2 separate regions of the Homo sapiens genome follow, and region 1 is linked to region 2. Evidence: read pairs that join two places in POLR2A ChIA-PET (ENCODE). Cell type or tissue: Panc1. All regions are shown on one strand. Each heading gives the region's core, and the rest is flanking DNA. Links, peaks and the distances in the headings are about the cores only.

Region 1 (8,325 bases), core at 38-8,037, 110 kb after region 2:
TGACTTCGAGGAGAACTTTCTCCTCAAAGTGACCACACCTGCAGCAGCAGGAACTGTGCAATCATAGTGGCTAATGCTTCATGACTGAATGCCATGTGTTTTCACGTGCTTGTCAAATGTCATCCTCTTAGGCACTCATTCAGGGAGGATAACTGTTATTTTCACTTTTACAGATAAGGCCCAGAGAGGCAGAGGAACTGCCCAAGGTCACACAGCTAGTATATTGTGGAGCCAAGATTTAAACCCACAATCTTAGCCACTAATCTGGGGACAGTGCAGACTACTGAATCCTTGGATGGAAGACAGACTGAGGTAGACACCCAGAGAGGGTTGGGTGGAGGAGCTTGAGGCTGGGGATGGGACTGGAGGTGGAGCATGCCAGAGGCCCTGGGAGCGCTGGGTGCTGAGCCCGTGAACCCCCTGGCCAGCCGGACGTTGATGCAATATGGCTTTGTCCAGACCCTATCCAGCTGCTGCCCCATCTCCAAGAGCCTCGCCCTGCTGGAAGTGCACTGCTAGTCTGGTTCATCAGCCACTCTGCACAGGACCCCTGCCCAGGACCCAGGGTCTGCATTTTAGGCCATCCTTGCTGGATAGGCCCAGAGCCCAGGGTCCCCACCTGCCTGTAGAAGGTGAGTCCTGGGTTGGCCTTCTAGGGGTCCAGGGAGGGAGTAAAAATGGCCTGGACAGTCTCTGAGGGGCTGGAAGGCCCTGCATGTGGGGCCCAAAGTGGCACTGGCTTATGCATCACGTGCAGGTTAAGTGCATCCGGCTCACCTAGCACCTCTTCCTGCTAGGAGACAAATCTGCCGAGGGCCCAGCCCTCTGTCACTCCACTACCTTCTCACTGACATTGCCCACTGCAAGTCCTCAGACTTGACCAAAGAATATAGCCCATCCAGGCGCTGAGGATATATCTTCTGACCCTCAAGGGTCTGGTTTGAGAAATAGACAAAAACAAACAAACAAAAAAAAAAAACAACAAAACAAAAAACTGAGATTTTCCTCTGTACAAATATATAGTGGCAGACTACACTGCAGACTTAAGGAACAGCCCCCTATGAGCACAGTTGTGTACCCATTTGAGATACACTGATTTAGACCAACTCAACCTTTATGAGGCCCAAAGCCAGCTAAGCTTTCTCTCCTTTTCCTTCCATCGAGATCAGCAGATCAGCTTCAGTCAGGTGCCTTGTGGCAGAGCGTGGATCCCACATGGGGTCCTTAGAATACTACTTCCCTATGGCTCCCAGGCACCTCGTTGGTGTCTGTATCTCTCTCTGTGTCTGTGTGTGTGCATATCTGGGGGTGTCTGCAGATGTCTGATGTGTATCCTGGGGGTGTGTGTGTGCATGCATGTCTGTGTGTCTGTCTGTCCATGCACACATACACTTGCCCAGGAGACTAAGGGATGCTGACCAGGAGAAGGCAGCCACCAAGCTGGAGGTGAAGTCAGGTGGACAGGAGCTGGGACATCTAAACCCTAGATCTGGCCCCTGTCCCATGTCCATAGTAACCCCCTCACCCACTCTCCTTCTCAAGTGGATCAGGGGCTATTTACAACACTCCTCCCCTGTCTCTCTGGGTATATGTATGTGCAGTTTCCTCTTGCTGAAATGCCCTTCATTTCCTCTCTCCTCCTGGAAAATGCCTGTCTATCCTTGTGTGAGGGTTCAGAGGCTCAGAAACCCCTTCTCTGGGAGGGACTCTCCTATCTGCCACCCCTTAACCAGCTCCCACTGTGCCTCTTCCCTCATCTGGCACATTAAATTATTACTTGCAAAATAGGCACAGTGGTTCATGCCTGTAGTCTCAGAACTTTGGGAGGCCAAGGTGGGAGAACTGCTTGAGGGTCAGAAGTTCAAGACCACCCTGGGCAATGTAGTGAGACCCCCATCTCTACAAAAAAAAAAAAAAAAAAAAAAACTTAGCCAGGCATGGTGATGCGTGCCTGCAGTCCCAGCTACCTGAGGCAGGAGGATCGCTTGAGTCCAGGAGTTTGAAGCTGCAGTGAGTTATGATTGCACCACTGCACCTCAGTCTGGGTGACAGAGACCCTGATGCAATCAATCAATCGATTATAAATCAATCAATAATAAATAAATAATTGCTTACTCAATTACCGGGTGCCCCCAAACCATAAGCTGTTGAGGACAAGGAGTGATCTGATTTGACATTGCTTCTGCACACAGAAGAGGGCCAGGCATGTAGCAGATGCTCAATAAATGCATGCTGAAAACATGGATGGAGAATGATGGGGCATGATGAGGAAGAGGCAGAAAATGGGAAGGAAGTATAGGATCAAGATGGGGGCATCCTAAGGAGGGGTAAGAGACTAATTGGTTTGTATGGGAAAGACTGGGCAGTGGGGAAGACAATGGGGAGAACGGGGTTGAGGGGGTGGAGAAGAAGGTGGGAGACAGTGCCCACCTGGGGAGGCCAGGTCCCACTCTGCCTCTGGAGTCTCTGCAGTTCCTCCTCTTTAAATTTCAGGGCAACTGCCAGCCGGTGCCAGCGTGCCTTCCAATATTCAGCCATCTCCTCATGAAGCCTGGGATGTGATTCTTGTGCCTCTAGCTCTTTCCTGAGGGGCACTGGTACCTCCAGGACCTGGAGTGTACTGGAAGAAATGGTGCAGTCCAGGTACAGCATGGACCCCAGATCACCCCCACCCCACTCCCTTTCAGTGATTATTGTCTTATGAACTAGGAGGGGGAGTGGGGCAGAGATGCCTCTTTCATGGCTCCCTGCACACACAGAACCCCTTTGTACTGGGCACTTCTACTCCCAAGGACCCTGACTTGCACCCAGCAGCTAAGGTCATCTCACCCCCACCTCCCACCTGCCCCTGGGCCAGCAGGAGGGGCTTGGCCATATGTAGGCGAGACAGGACTTCTTGAAGCTGAAAGATTTCCCACCCCATAAAAGAGCCAGAATGTGACAACCAGGAGCGCTGATACCTGGGGAAGGGAGACTGGCTCTGGTCGTGTGATTCCGGGTTTAGGGCTCTGGGCCATTCCCCCTCAGCCAGCTGGTGACAGAGACTGGCCCACCGCCTGCTGAGAGGGCCATCTCACCTACAGTGAGAACAGAGCCCCCACCCCAGCCTGGCTTGGACACTCTGAGGATGGGCCCAAGCAGCCACCTACCAGGACTCTTGGCCCGGGGCCACACCCAGTGCTGCTAGCAGCCCCACCTTCTCCTGAAGTAGCCAGGTGTGCTCTGCCTCCAGGGCCTGCAATGGCCCCCCAACACCATCTGCTCTCCCTGCAGATGCTGCAGCTGCTCCAAGCAGGCCCCTAGTTGCTGGTGGCTCTGGCCCAGCTCTTCTGAGTCTCTTGTTCACCTGGGGAGATCCCCACCCCACCGAGTTGTGGCTCAGCCTCCACCAGGGTTGTGGAGCTCCAGCCTTTACCCATGCAGCCCCTCCTCAGAGGCCCCGAACTCCACTTCCTCTGGGTCTCAGCCCTTCCAGGAGGCCTCTCTGACCACCCCAGCCCGCAGAGGCTTCTCTACACTCCAGGCTACGACTCTGGACCAGTGCCTGGCTGCACACTAGCAGGGGGGCCAGTTATGTGAAGATGAGGATGGTGCTCTCTGGAGTGTCACTGTGTGGACGCCCTGCTAGAATCTCTCTCTCCTGGTCATTCTCCTTTCCTCTGTGCCCCTAGAGCCCCTTGCCCTACATTGGAATCCCCCAGGAATGGGGCCCAGGCTCCCTTGCCTCTGCCCCCTGGTACAGATGGGCATGGCCTGGATCAGCTAATGCCCAGATTCCCTTTCCTGTGGGGCTGCCCCTGCCAGCTGTCTTGACCAACCTCAGTGAGTATCAGCAACTGCTCCTGCAGACGGACTGTGTCCTGAGCCTGGGCAGGGGTCTCAGCTGCTGGCATGGAGACTCTGGGTCCCGAAGCTCCTGGGCCCTGCCTCCATCCCAGCTCTGCTCTTGGATCTGCAGGCCTGGCACCAGCATCTCCTGTAGATACACTTGGTCCAGAATCCTGGGGTCTCCTTCCAGCTTCCAGACCACACTGGGGTGGTCTTGGCAGACCGTTGATGCCTCAGGGCATGTTGTGGCAGGGTCCTGGCCCCAACTCAAGTTATGACTCTGAACAAGCTCTCCTCTGCTCTCTGGTCTCAGTTTTCCCATCTGAACCAGGAGGGAAGTCACTGAATGATCCCAGGGTATTCCCAAATGTTGGAAGAGGATCCCTCTCTTGGCTGGACTAAGCCCCTGCGCTGCCTTCCTTCTCTAGATAATGCTTCAATAATGAGGACCAGAGAATAAAGTGTGGGGCAGAGTCAAAGGTACAGCAGGGCCAGTGCGCAGGGCCTGCCATGCACCCACTTGGGGGATCCCCAGGCTGGGCTCTGGGCCAACAGGCTGTTGGGTCATTTGGTCCAAATGCCGCTAGGCCTTTTCCACTTCTGTCTGCAGCAGCAGGATCCTGTGGGTAGAAGGGATGGTCTGCCTGTTCCCTGCCACCCCACCCCTCCCCCACAGCCCAGCCCCACTCACTTGTCTTCTATGTTCTGGTCTGGCCTCCTCCACTCAGCCTGTCCCTGGGATCCCTGCATCTGGTGCCTCTCCTGCTCCAGGCAGGCCAGGGAGCACTCCACCTGCTAGGAGGAGGCTGAGTGGGAGGGCTGAAGGCAGCACAGAGCCTCAGATAGGTAGGGCTAGCTTCCCTGCCTCCCACCAGGCAGGGCAGTGTCTGCAGCCTTTGATAACGCAGGCGGACTGGCAGCCAGCAGCCCAGCTGACAGCCCAACATGGACCCATGCCCTGGCTTATATACAAGGGACTGTGCCCTGGGGCCCTGAGGGGCTGCTTTTGGCTGTTATCTATCACGACAGGCTCCAGCTGTGCATCTCTACCTCCAGCTGGGCCCGAGATACACCGCCTCTCCAGCTGCTCTCCAGCTGCTGACAGCTTCAGGGTGGAGGCCAGCAGGACTGCTGTGGCATGCTAAAGGGCAGGCAGACATGAGGTTGTCAACTGGGTCCCAAGGGTCCCCCAGGCCTGGTAGGGAGCAGTGGCTCCAGGTGGGCCAGCTGTGAGCTAAGACACAGAGTCACTGAAGGCTTGCGTAACTGGGCCATCACACGGTGTCCCTTTCCTACCCTCACATGAGGCAGAGATCCTGGTAACCTTCCCAAGAACCCTCAGCTTGCACAGCCATCTCCCCCTCTCTGGGGCTCGCCTGTTTCACTCGGGGAGATTGGGCTTCTAAGGAAGCTCTTCAGTCTATGGAGCTAAAACCAGCCCCTCCCTCCCTCAGATTCTCCCTGGGGGGCCACAGGGACCCTGGCCCTTCCTTCACCTCCAGCAGTGTCCCTAGCCACCCCCAGCATATGCCTCTCAGGCAACACCCTGCACCCTTCCAGGGGCACCATTCAGAGACATCTCTGTTCAACACCGCAGCCTTGCTGGGGACTCCATTTCCCTTTCTCCTCTGGGTGCCCCAGACCCCGGAAAGCCTCCCTGAGAATATGGCACCAGATGTGGACACCAGCTCTGGGCATTCTGGAGCTTCAGCCTGCTAAGGGGATCTTGCTAGCTCAGGGGACCTCCTTTCAGCTACAGAAAGCCCAGGAAGAAGGAATGGGGGAGGACAGGGCCTCACTTTCTGCTTTAGGGACCAGCCAAGTCCCAGCTTGTGCTCCCGCCTCTGCAGCACCAGGGCTTGCTCCGACAGGGCCTCCGGCACTGCCCGAAGACGGCTTGCCAGCTCGGCCCTCTGCTGCCTGCTTTCTGCCAGCTGCTCCCACAGGTCCTTCTCTGCCCGCCTCCAGTCCCGCTCGGGGGCCCTGTTGGAGCACATGCCAGGGAAAGAGGAGCCAGACTTCAGCCCAGGCCCCAGGGGGCTGCCATGCCCAACTTTCCTATGCTCACCTGCACCCTTCAGTGGGGCTTGGTGGGCAGACACGGTCCAATGCCCCGAGGAAATAGGAGTTCCAGAGACAGCGGGCAGGGCTGGGCATCAAGTCCATGGGCTCTGCCTCAGTGGGACCTGAGAACAGGACAGATCCTGGAGCTGGGGTAGTCTTGGCTTCCCAAAGCACCAGGCTCTGAGGCCTCTTCTCAGACTCAGAATTGAGGCCCTTTGGCTGAGCACGCACTAAAACCCTTCAACCCTGATCCTCTGGCCCGAAAGTCTCCTGGTGATTGGAACTTCACTAAACACCAGCCTCAACTCCACTAAACAGTTCTCAGTTCCCAGTGGTTTCCATGAGCTGTGGGTGCTGCCAGGGGTGGCCACTTGCTGAACACAAACCCCATTATCCTCACAGCAGCTGGTCTGGGGAGGCGCAGCAGGCACTCCTGAGGGGAAATTGGTGCCCAAGTCCGGCAGGGAGTCCCGTGAGGAGCTGCAATCCCCACCCAACACTGTCTGCACCAGAGCCACGTTCCCCCTTCCAGTGTGGAAGTCTGGAAATGGCAGGGGAGCATTTGGGGGCCACCACAGTTTAGCTATGATGTGGGGGTCAGAGCCCTTAAGTCAAGTCACTGCTCAGGTACCTCTCTGGCTTCCATAGCTTCAGCTGTAATATGGAGGCCCTGACGGACCTCTCACCCACCAGCTTGGTGAGGAAGGTCAGAGGGTAGACAGGGGCTATTCTGCCAGTGTTGCCATCCCTACACCCCTCACCATCACCCTCCTCACCTCTAGGGTCTGGGCCCAAGTCCACTGCCTCCCAACTCCCAACCCTGGGCACGAGGCACCCTGCCCTGGCTCTGAAAGGGCACAGGAGTTGTCTTCACCTAAGCAGTGGTTACACCTAGCACCTCTACCACCCCCACCCTGACCTCCCCACTCCTCACATTCCCAGGCCTTCTCCACTCAGGATGGCACCATCGCCCACCAGGCCTTCTCCCCACTGGACAGCTTGACTCTCCTCTCCCCTTACTCCAGGCCCAGGCTCCTGCAGCCCCCTCCAAAATTGTCTCCCCTCCAAAATGTCACTGCCACACAAGGCTTCTCTAAGACAGACCATGAGGACTGGCCGCTGCCCCCACCTCCCATACTGGGTACAGCTCCCACAATGCCACTCTACCTGGGTGCTCTGTCTTGCCAGTTAGAAGTGACAGGCTTTCCATGGCAGCCCCCTGCCCTTAGTGAGAAGCTGAGCTGTGCCCAGCTTGGTCCGGGAGGGGCTCATGGTCCACAGAATGGAGTGCACATGCAGGCCAGATTGTCCTGAGCAGGGGGGCAGGCCAGGGCAGCCCCAGGAAGGCTTTCCAGGGAGGTGACCCTGGGGCCAAGGCTCAGAGGTGAATTAACTGCCTCCAGAGAAGGCAAAGTCAGATGAGGCAGACAGAGGAGACAGTAAGGACAATAGAACAAGGAGGGCATCAGAGCAGCTGGGCCTGGCGGGCAGTGAACTGAGCCCTAAGCTTGGTGGAAGTGGAGGTGGGGGGCAAAAGGGAGACCAAAAGGGGTGAGAGGAGCTGTGGGGTTTGGGAGGATGCAGGGCAGCGGCACCTCCCCAGTGCCCTTGAGATATGCTACAGACCTCAACTCCACAGAGGCTGAGGACCCAGACAGGAGCTTGGGCCTGAGGGGCAGTGGAGGTGGAGCAAGCCTCCTCTGAGGTGGGGATGGGAGTGGAGGAGTTACCCAAACCTCACCTGGGGGCAGATCTTTCTCCAAGTTTCTGAAAGGTGTGAAAGTCACAAAAGAATGAAGCTCTAAGGGTAGAATCTCAGGCAGGATGGCCTCCAGGCTGCAAAGTGTGGAGAGGGAGACAGCTGGGAGATGGCTTCTGTTCCACCTCAGAAAAAGAGAGTTGCTTCGTGGCTGGGAGGTAGGGACTCCTGGATTCTCAGTGGTGGGCAGTTTTGTGGGAAGGTGACTAACTTACCCCATCAGAGCCTATAGCTCAGGGCAGGGCTGGGGACAGAAGCTTCTCTGAGAACATCCATCCCGGGGACAGAAGCTTCTCTGAGAACATCCATCCCTCAGGGCTAGTATCCTGGAGCCATGGAAACTCAGGCAACACTAAGTGGTGGGAGGAGGAGACACCAGAGAGGCCTCCTACTCCACCTCATCTGAGCTGATGAAACCCCGAGATGGAACCTGGCTAGTGTGGTCGAGGCCATGGGTACCAGGCAGGAATGGCATCTCAGATGGCCTGGGATTTTTCAAAATCTTCAGCTTTTGAGATAGGACCTTAGGGGGCAGGACCTCAGCAGCCAATCTGGGTCACCCACTGTACACTGAAGCGGCTCCTAACTTTCTTTTTTGAGACGGAGTTTTGCTCTCTTGCGCAGGCTGCAGTGAAGTGGCGCGATCTCGGCTCACTGCAATCTCTGCCTCCCGG
Region 2 (8,325 bases), core at 134-8,133:
TCACATTCACTATTATGATGGAGTGTTGCTGTGCACTGCTGACCTTATGAATTGGCTGTTCTGAGAGGACTCAAACCATAACGGGAAATTCCAGCTGTGCAGTCATTTGGTCATGATCCACCATTTTGTTTCTTCTAAGGGCCAGTAGCATACCAGAGTTGCTTTTCTGTGGTGTTTTGTTTTTGGGACAGAGTCTCGCTCTGTCACACAGCCTACAGTGCAGTGGCGCGATCTTGGCTCACTGCAACTTCCGCCTCCCGGGTTCAAGTGATTCTCCTGCCTCAGTCTCCTGAGTAGCTTGGAGCACAGGTGCACACCACCACACCCTGCTAATTTTTATATTTTTAATATAGACGGGGTTTCACCATGTTGGCCAGGCTGGTCTCGAACTCCTGACCTCAAGTGATCCACCCACCTCGGCCTCCCAAAGTGCTGGGATTACAGGCATGAGCCACCACACCTGGCCCGGAGTTGTTTTTCAACAGCATGTTTAAATCTTCACTGCAGATGGTAGGGTCTTGCTCCAGAGCCCCAGTGCCACTTCCAAAGCTTGACACAAATTATACATAGCATCTTCTCCCACTTCTGATAATCTGCAGCACCATAGGATATGCTGAATTGTATTGTCCTAGGAGTAGGACTGTTTACACTGTAGCCTGTATCTACTGCAAAGCTCTGTCATGCTCTGGGCCCGCTTTAGGCCTTGCTCAAAGCTTCCAGTCTTTCGTGACACCTGGTATATAGACTACAGCAGCATCCTTAGGTGTAGAATATGCTGACTCTAGAATCTGAAGAGATCCACCAGGTGTTGCGCTTCCTTTTTTGTGGGAGAAGGCATAAAATGCAATAATTTGTCTTTTACTTTGAAGAGGATATCCCAACATGCCCCTGACAACTGTACTCCTAAAAATTTTAGGGATGTTGGGGCTTGGCGCAGTGGCTCATGCCTATTATCTCATCACTTTGGGAGGCCGAGGTGAGCAGATCACCTGAGGTCAGGAGTTTGAGACCAGCCTGGCCAACACAGCAAAACCCCCATCTCTACTAAAAATATTAAAATTAGCTGGGCATGGTGATGGGTGCCTGTAATGCCAGCTACTCGGGAGGCTGAGGCAGGAGCTGGGAGGCAGAGGTTGCAGTGAGCAAGATCGTGCCACTGCACTCCAGCCTGGGTGACAGAGCGAGACTCCATCTCAAAAAAATAAAAAAATAAAAATTTTGCTGGGCGCGGTGGTTCACACCTGTAATCCCAGCACTTTGGGAGGCTGAGGCGGGCGGATCACGAGGTCAGGAGATCGAGACCATCCTGGCTAACACAGTGAAACCCCGTCTCTACTAAAAATACAAAAAAATAGCCGGGCGTGCTGGCGGGTGCCTGTAGTCCAAGCTACTCGGGATGCTGAGGCAGGAGAATGGCGTGAACCCGGGAGTGGGAGCTTGCACTGAGCCGAGATCACACCAGTACACTCCAGCCTGGGCAACAGAGTGAGACTCTGTCTCAAAAAAAAAAAAAATTTATAGATGTAGAAGGTCCCTGAATCTTCACAGAGTGCCCTCTGAAGTGCCTGTCTTATTTACCAAGGCCTTCAGTGTATTATCCATCTCTTGTTCATCTGGCTCATTAACATATTGTCATCAATGCAATGGATCAGCATGAAACTCTAAAGTATGTCCAGATAGTTCAGAGGTGTACAATCTTTTGGCTTCCCTGGGCCACATTGGAAGAAGAATTGTCTTGGGCCACACATAAAATACACTAACACGAACGATAGCTGATGAGCCAAAAAATAAATCACAAAAAAGGCTAGACGCAGTGGCTCACGCCTGTAATCCCAGCACTTTGGGAGGCCAAAGTGAGCAGATCACTTGAGGTCAGGAGTTTGAGACTGGCCTGGCCAACATTGCAAAACCCCGTCTCTACTAAAAATACAGAAATTAGCTGGGCATGGTGACGGGCGCCTGTAATCCCAGCTACTCGGGAGGCTGAGGCAGGAGAATCGCTTGAAGCTGGGAGGCGGAAGTTGCAGTAAGCTGAGATTACACTACTGCACTCCAGCCTGGGTGACAGAGCAAGACTCTGTCTCAAAAAAAAAAAAAAATTATAATGTTTTAAGAAAGTTTCAAAGCTCTCCTGTGCCATGTACAGCCTGCAAGCCGTGGGTTGGACAAGGTTGAGATAGTCCAAATCTCTTCAGACTGTATTTTACATAGAGTGGAAGGCATAGCCCTGGGAGGAAAACCTCACATGTATATTGTTGCCCATTCCATGTAAATGCAAACTTTTTTCTGACTCTTTTTCTTTTTCTGATTAGGATAAAAAAGAACACATTTGCCAAATCAGTGGTTGTATAATATGTTCCCGAGGCCAAAGTAATCTGCTGTAGCAAAGATACTACATCTTACATAATGGCTGTAATCGGGGCTATAGTACTTGGTTGAACTCATGGCAGTCTACAGTCACCTTCCAGGATCATCTGGTTTCTATAAGGTCAAGAGTGGTGAATTAAACAGATACATGATAGAAACCACCATCCCTGTATCCTTTATATCCTAAGGATGGAACTAATTTCTGCTGTACCTACTCTCAACACTTTTCTTTGTTGTCCCCCAGGAGTAAACCAATCCTGGTTATGAACTCAGAGACTGGGAAATGACCACTGAGTGGCTCCAAGGACCCAATGGCTGTACTGTAAGCCAGGCCCAAGACAGGATTTCACTTACAACCTGGCCCCATGTGCTTCCTGCACTCTAACAAGGAGAGGTTATGATGGTGCTTCAGGCCTCGAGCATCATTGTCATCACAGACCCTACATCCAACAGACCCTGATATGTCTAGGTATTTTTCTTTCCCAGGTGCACAGTTACCCAAATAAATGGCCATTGGTCTTTTTGAGAAAGAACTGAGGGGATCATTATCACATATTCTTGTTATAGTATTGAGGGTCCTTCCTCCTAGGGACCCAGCCACCTCTTTAATCATGGGATTCCAAGTCTCAAGCTGGCTCTAGTCTGAACACTAGGAAAGGGATTGTGAATTTTTCTTGGGCTATGGCCTTCAGTCTTCTAGTCATCTTTCCTTAATTTCTTCTGCTAGTACAAGCTGAGTAGTACCCTTAACAATTGCCCATCTAATTTGCCCCTAGGGACATTTTGCTTTATTAGTCATCTCCATAACTCTCTGTTGGCCAGGTGTTCCTGGCTGCCACTCAAACCTCACCAGCCATGATGATAATTGCCATTGCCTAGCTTCCGGAAGTTAAGCACTGCCATCTGGACTTTTGTTTGTTTGTTTGTTTCAGTGTCCCATTATCCTCATTGCTATCAGTAAGTCAAGTTCTGTACTAGTCTCTTCTATTATCAGTCCTAGCCTACAGAGGAGAGCGAGTACTTATCTTTTTAGTACTTTTTATTCTGGTGAGCCTCTCACCAGCAAATTCTTTCTTTTTTTTTTTGAGTCAGAGTCTTGCTCTGTCACTCAGGCTGGAGTGCAGTGGCACGATCTTGGCTCACTGCAACCTCCGCCTCCCAGGTTCAAACAATTCTCGAACCTCAGCCTCTCGAGTAGCTGGGATTACAGGCACCTGCCACCACACCCAGCTAATTTTGTGTGTGTGTGTGTGTGTGTATATATATGTGTGTGTGTGTGTGTATATATATATATATATATATATTTTTTTTTTTTTTTTTTTTTGAGACAGAGTCTCGCTGTTGCCCAGGCTGTAGTGCAATGGCAAAATTTTGGCTCACTGCAACCTCCGCCTCCCGGGTTCAAGTGATTCTCCTGCCTCAACCTCTCAAGTAGCTGAGATTACAGGCATGCACCACCACACCCAGCTAATTTTTGTATTTTTAGTAGAGATGGGGTTTCACCATGTTGGTCAGGCTAATCTCGAACTCCTGACCTCAGGTGTTTCACCCGCCTTGGCCTCCCAAAGTGCTGGGATTACAGGCATGAGCCACCAAACCCAGCCCTTTTTTTTTTTTTTTTTTTTTGAGATAGAGTCTCGCTCTGTCACCCAGGCTGGAGTGCAGTGGCACAATCTCGGCTCACTACAACCTCCGCTGCCTGGGTTCAAGCGATTCTGCCTCAGTCTTCCAAGTAGCTGGAATTACAGGTATACACCACCATGCCTGGCTAATTTTTGTATTTTTCTTTTTTTTTTTTTTTTTTTTTTGAGAAGGAGTCTCGCTCTGTCTCCCAGGCTGGAGTGCAGTGGCACAATCTTGGCTCACTGCAAGCTCCACCTCCTGGGTTCACGCCATTCTCCTGCCTCAGCCTCCCAAGTAGCTGGGACTACAGGTGCCCGCTACCACGCCCAGCTAATTTTTTGTATTTTTTTTAGTAGAGACGGGGTTTCACCGTGTTAGCCAGGATGGTCTCGATCTCCTGACCTCTTGATCCGCCCGCCTCGGCCTCCCAAAGTGCTGGGATTATAGACGTGAGACACTGCGCCCGGCCAATTTTTCTATTTTTTAGTAGAGACGGGGTTTCACCATGTTGGCCAGGCTGGTCTCGAACTCCTGACCTCAAGTGATCCACCCACTTTGGCCTCCCAAAGTGCTGGGATTATAGGCGTGAGCCACCACGCCCGGCCTAATTTTTATATTTTTTTGGAGAGACAGGGTTTCACCATGTTGGCCAGGCTGGTCTCAAACTCCTGACCTCAAGTGATCCACCCACCTCGGACTTCCAAAGTGCTAGGATTACAGGTGTGAGCCACCATGCCGGGCAGCAAATTCTTCACGGCCTTGATAAGTAGTGTGTTGTTATGGTTTGAATGTGGCCCCTAAAAATCTGTGTGTTAGAAACTTAATTGTTCTCCCCTCATAAATGGATTAATGTCAGTTCTGCCCTCATGAATGAATATATGGAGTAATGAGAGTTCTGCCCTCTTGAATGGAGTAATGTCATTATCATGGGAGTAGGTTCGTTATCACGGGAATGGCTTTGCAATAAAAACAAGCTTTGTTTTTTTGTTATAAAAGCAAGCTCTATCATGGGAATGGCTTTGTTATAAAAGCAAGCAAGAGTAACCAGAATCTTTCTGGTTGCCCTCTCACCATGTGATGTTCTCTGCTATGTTATGACACAGCAAGAAGGATCTCACCAGATCCTGACTTCAGGCTCTTGGGCTTCCCAGCCTCCAGAACCATGAACTCAGTAAACTTCTTATAAACTACCCAGTCTGTGCTATGCAGTGAGAGCAACAGAAAACAGATGAAAACGTGTTCTCTGGGCCTTCTCATGAGGCATAATTAGCTAGGAGATCTTCTGGTTACCTATAGTCTATCCATTCTGGCACACCTATTTCCCTGAGTCTTTTCATTCTACCATCACTATCTGCCATAGCAATTCCGGCATGTAAGCTTTCTTTGGCATAGGTCATCACTTTTTCCATGCTTCTAGGATCCATCCTGGTAGTAAGATTGTACCATCTCCTATTGTCCTTGCCAGGATGTTAAATCTTGTATTTTGAAAGAGAGATTCCTGCCGGGCGCAGTGGCTCACACCTGAAATCCCGGCACTTTGGGAGGCCGAGGCAGGCGGATCACAAGGTCAGGAGTTCGAGACCAGCCTGGCCAACATGGTGAAATCCCGTCTCTACTAAAAATACAAAAATTATCTGGGCATGGTGGCACGTGCCTGTAATCCCAGCTACTCGAGAGGCTGAGGCAGGAAAGTTGTTTGAACCCGGGAGGCAGAGGTTGCAGTGAACTGAGATTGCGCCATTGCACTCCAGCCTGACAGGGTGAGACTCCATCTCAAAAAGAAAGAAAAGAAACGAAAAGAAACAAAGAGGGATTCCCAAGTCAATAAACTCTTCCCTATCCAATTTTATATTCCTTCTCCTTCATCAAGCACTCTCAGAATCCAGTTCCACATGTATCTCCCTGGCTCCTGCCAATACATGCTGGCTAGGTCTTGCTATTTCTGTGGCATATAGTCCCTTTCCACCCCTATCATACCCAGCACCTCTCCAGCTGGGTTATGCTGTAGCTAACCTAGTATAGGCTAGGAGGCAATGTGGGGGCAGATTCTGAGGGGGAGCTGTTGCTTTGTGGAGAAAGGCACTGCATTGTCCCTCAGCAGGGAGAGAGTGGTAGTTCTTACTAGGGAGGAGTGGGCCAATTCTGTAGGCTCAGGAGATTCAGAGGAATTTGTGGAGTCAAAATATTCAGGAGAGGCCAAGGCGAGTGGATCACTTATGGTCAGGAGTTCGAGACCAACCTGGCCAACATGGTGAAACCCCGTCTCCACTAAAAATACAAAAAAAACTAGCTGGGCATGGTGGTGCATGACTGTAGTCCCAGCTACTTGGGAGGCTGTGGCAGGAGAGTCGCTTGAATCCTGGAGGCAGAGGCTGCAGTGAGTCAACATCACACCACTGCACTCCAGCCTGGGAGACAGAGCGAGACTCCGTCTCAAAAAAAAAATCTTTAGGAGCATCCACTCTGATATCTCCATTCCACGTGTCAGGGTCCCAAGCTTTTCCAACCAGGACTTTGACTTTAGCATAAGAGATGTGCCTTATTTGGACATTTAACTGTCTTTGAAGTCAGTTGCTCAGATTATTATTATTATTATTATTTTAGATGGAGTCTTGCACTGTCCCCCAGGCCGGAGTGCAGTGGCACGATCTCCATTCACTGCAACCTCTGCCTCCCAGGTTCAAGCGATTCTCCTGCCTCAGCCTCCCTAGTAGCTGGGATTACAGGCGCACGCCACCATGCCCAGCTAATTTTTTGTATTTTTAGTACAGACGGGGTTTCACTATCTTAGCCAGGCTGGTCTTGAACTCCTGACCTGGTGATCTGCCCGCCTCAGCCTCCCAAAGTGCTGGGATTACAGGTGTGGGCCACCACGCCTGGCCAGTTGCTTAGATTATTAAGTCCTAGGCTTTGTCCTTGCTTTTCTCCACCCTTTCACTGCTAGAGATGTTGGCTTATTTGTATAAACCAAAGAGGCCTTTTCCTTTTCATAACCTGGATTTTTTTTTTTTTTTTTTTTTGAGATGATCTTACTCTGTTGCCCAGGCTGAAGTGCAGTGGCACGATCTTGGCTCACTATAACCTTTGCCTCCCGGATTCAAGCAATTCTCCTGCCTCAGCCTCCCAAGTAGCTGGGACTACAGGTATGTGCCATCACGCCTGACTAATTTTTGTATTTTTAGCAGAGATGGGGTTTCGCCATGTTGGCCAGGCTGGTCTCAAACTCCTAACCTTAGGTGATCCACCTGCCTTGGCCTCCCAAAGTGCTGGGATTACAGGCATGAGCCATTGCACCTGGCCCCATAACCTGGATTTTAATGCATGTTACTGGCCCTAAGTTGTTTATTATCCTGTAGCACATCCATGGAGCTTGGCAATAGCCACCAATTCCATCATCCTCATAGCTACTACTCCCTCCATACATCTCAAGTACCTGGCACATTGTGCCCTTAGAGTATCCAGTTCTACTGGTACATTCTCCCAATTTGCTGCCATTTGTCTGTGCTCTGCCCACCTCCACTAATGGGATCCTCATCATCAGATGGGTGGTGATCCAGTTCCAAACCCCATCTTACCATCTCCTTTCTCATCTACTTTGGTAGCAACTGTGGAAGACCAGATTCTCAAGAAGGAGATGCTGAGATAGAGTTTGGGAGGCAAAATGTTTATTAAGGACCCATACCTGTGAAAGGAAGGAAGAAAAAGCAGGACTGGGCAGAGGGAAAGTCAACCTGTGCTGCAGGCTCGACCAAGCTCAGCCGATCAGCAGGTCACTCTAGAATGAGAAGTGCTCATCAGGGCTTTCCAGCATCAAGTTTAAATGGCTGGACCTTTATACCTCTGCCTTGCTCAGTCACCAAATGTGGGCTACCCCAGGAAGGGCATGACCTCAGGTGAGGCAGCCCTGCAGCTGAAGCAGGCTCTGAAGGAACTGAAAGCTGGTATTGTCTGCTGCCCTCTCTCTGCAGCTAGGCAGCATGTCCTTTCTTGAAGGCGATCTGGGCAACACATCACCATGTGTCTCACAATGACATACAGACATGAAGGGACATAAATCCTAAGTATACAATTTGGTGAACTCACCCAGCTCAAAAAGTAGAAATGATCTGCATCACAGAACCCCCATTTATTCCTCTTCTCAGTCAATCTCTCTTCCCAAGGTAACCACTATCCTTCTTCTATCACCATAGACTCATTTACCTGCTTTTTAAATTTTTAACTGTGGTCAAATACACATAATATAAAACTTACCATGTGAGCCATTTTTAAGTGTGCAGTGCAGCCGTGTTAAATACATTCACATTGTTGTGCAACCAATCTCCAAAACTCTTCATC

Evidence for each region. ChIA-PET counts read pairs that join two places held together with the same protein. Peaks named below come from ENCODE experiments on the same cell type or tissue, not always from the same donor. Only the 100,000 strongest peaks of a DNase experiment are listed, where the experiment ranks them.
Region 1: POLR2A ChIA-PET joins it to region 2 with 18 read pairs; 2 of 35 experiments call an interaction of 5 or more read pairs at or near these places.

What each region holds. Positions count from the first base shown.
Region 1 is chr15:74,605,784-74,614,108 of GRCh38, forward strand. CLK3-AS1 (CLK3 antisense RNA 1) reads right to left here. Exons shown (of 9, transcript XR_007064715.1): 1 at 5,628-8,325; 2 at 4,520-4,620; 3 at 3,819-4,448; 4 at 2,431-3,346; 5 at 2,116-2,232. It also overlaps a transcript of CLK3 not described here. Among named protein-coding and RNA genes, the nearest start is that of CLK3-AS1, 5.8 kb to the right of the region's middle. In Panc1, for the core only: no CTCF peak of the experiment used is centred there; no DNase peak of the experiment used is centred there.
Region 2 is chr15:74,494,568-74,502,892 of GRCh38, forward strand. LOC124903526 (a long non-coding RNA gene) reads left to right here and starts at 2,062. Exons shown (of 2, transcript XR_007064713.1): 1 at 2,062-2,488; 2 at 2,612-2,897. It overlaps LOC102723714 (a long non-coding RNA gene), which reads left to right and starts at 4,267. Exons shown (of 2, transcript XR_007064712.1): 1 at 4,267-4,300; 2 at 7,593-8,240. In Panc1, for the core only: no CTCF peak of the experiment used is centred there; no DNase peak of the experiment used is centred there.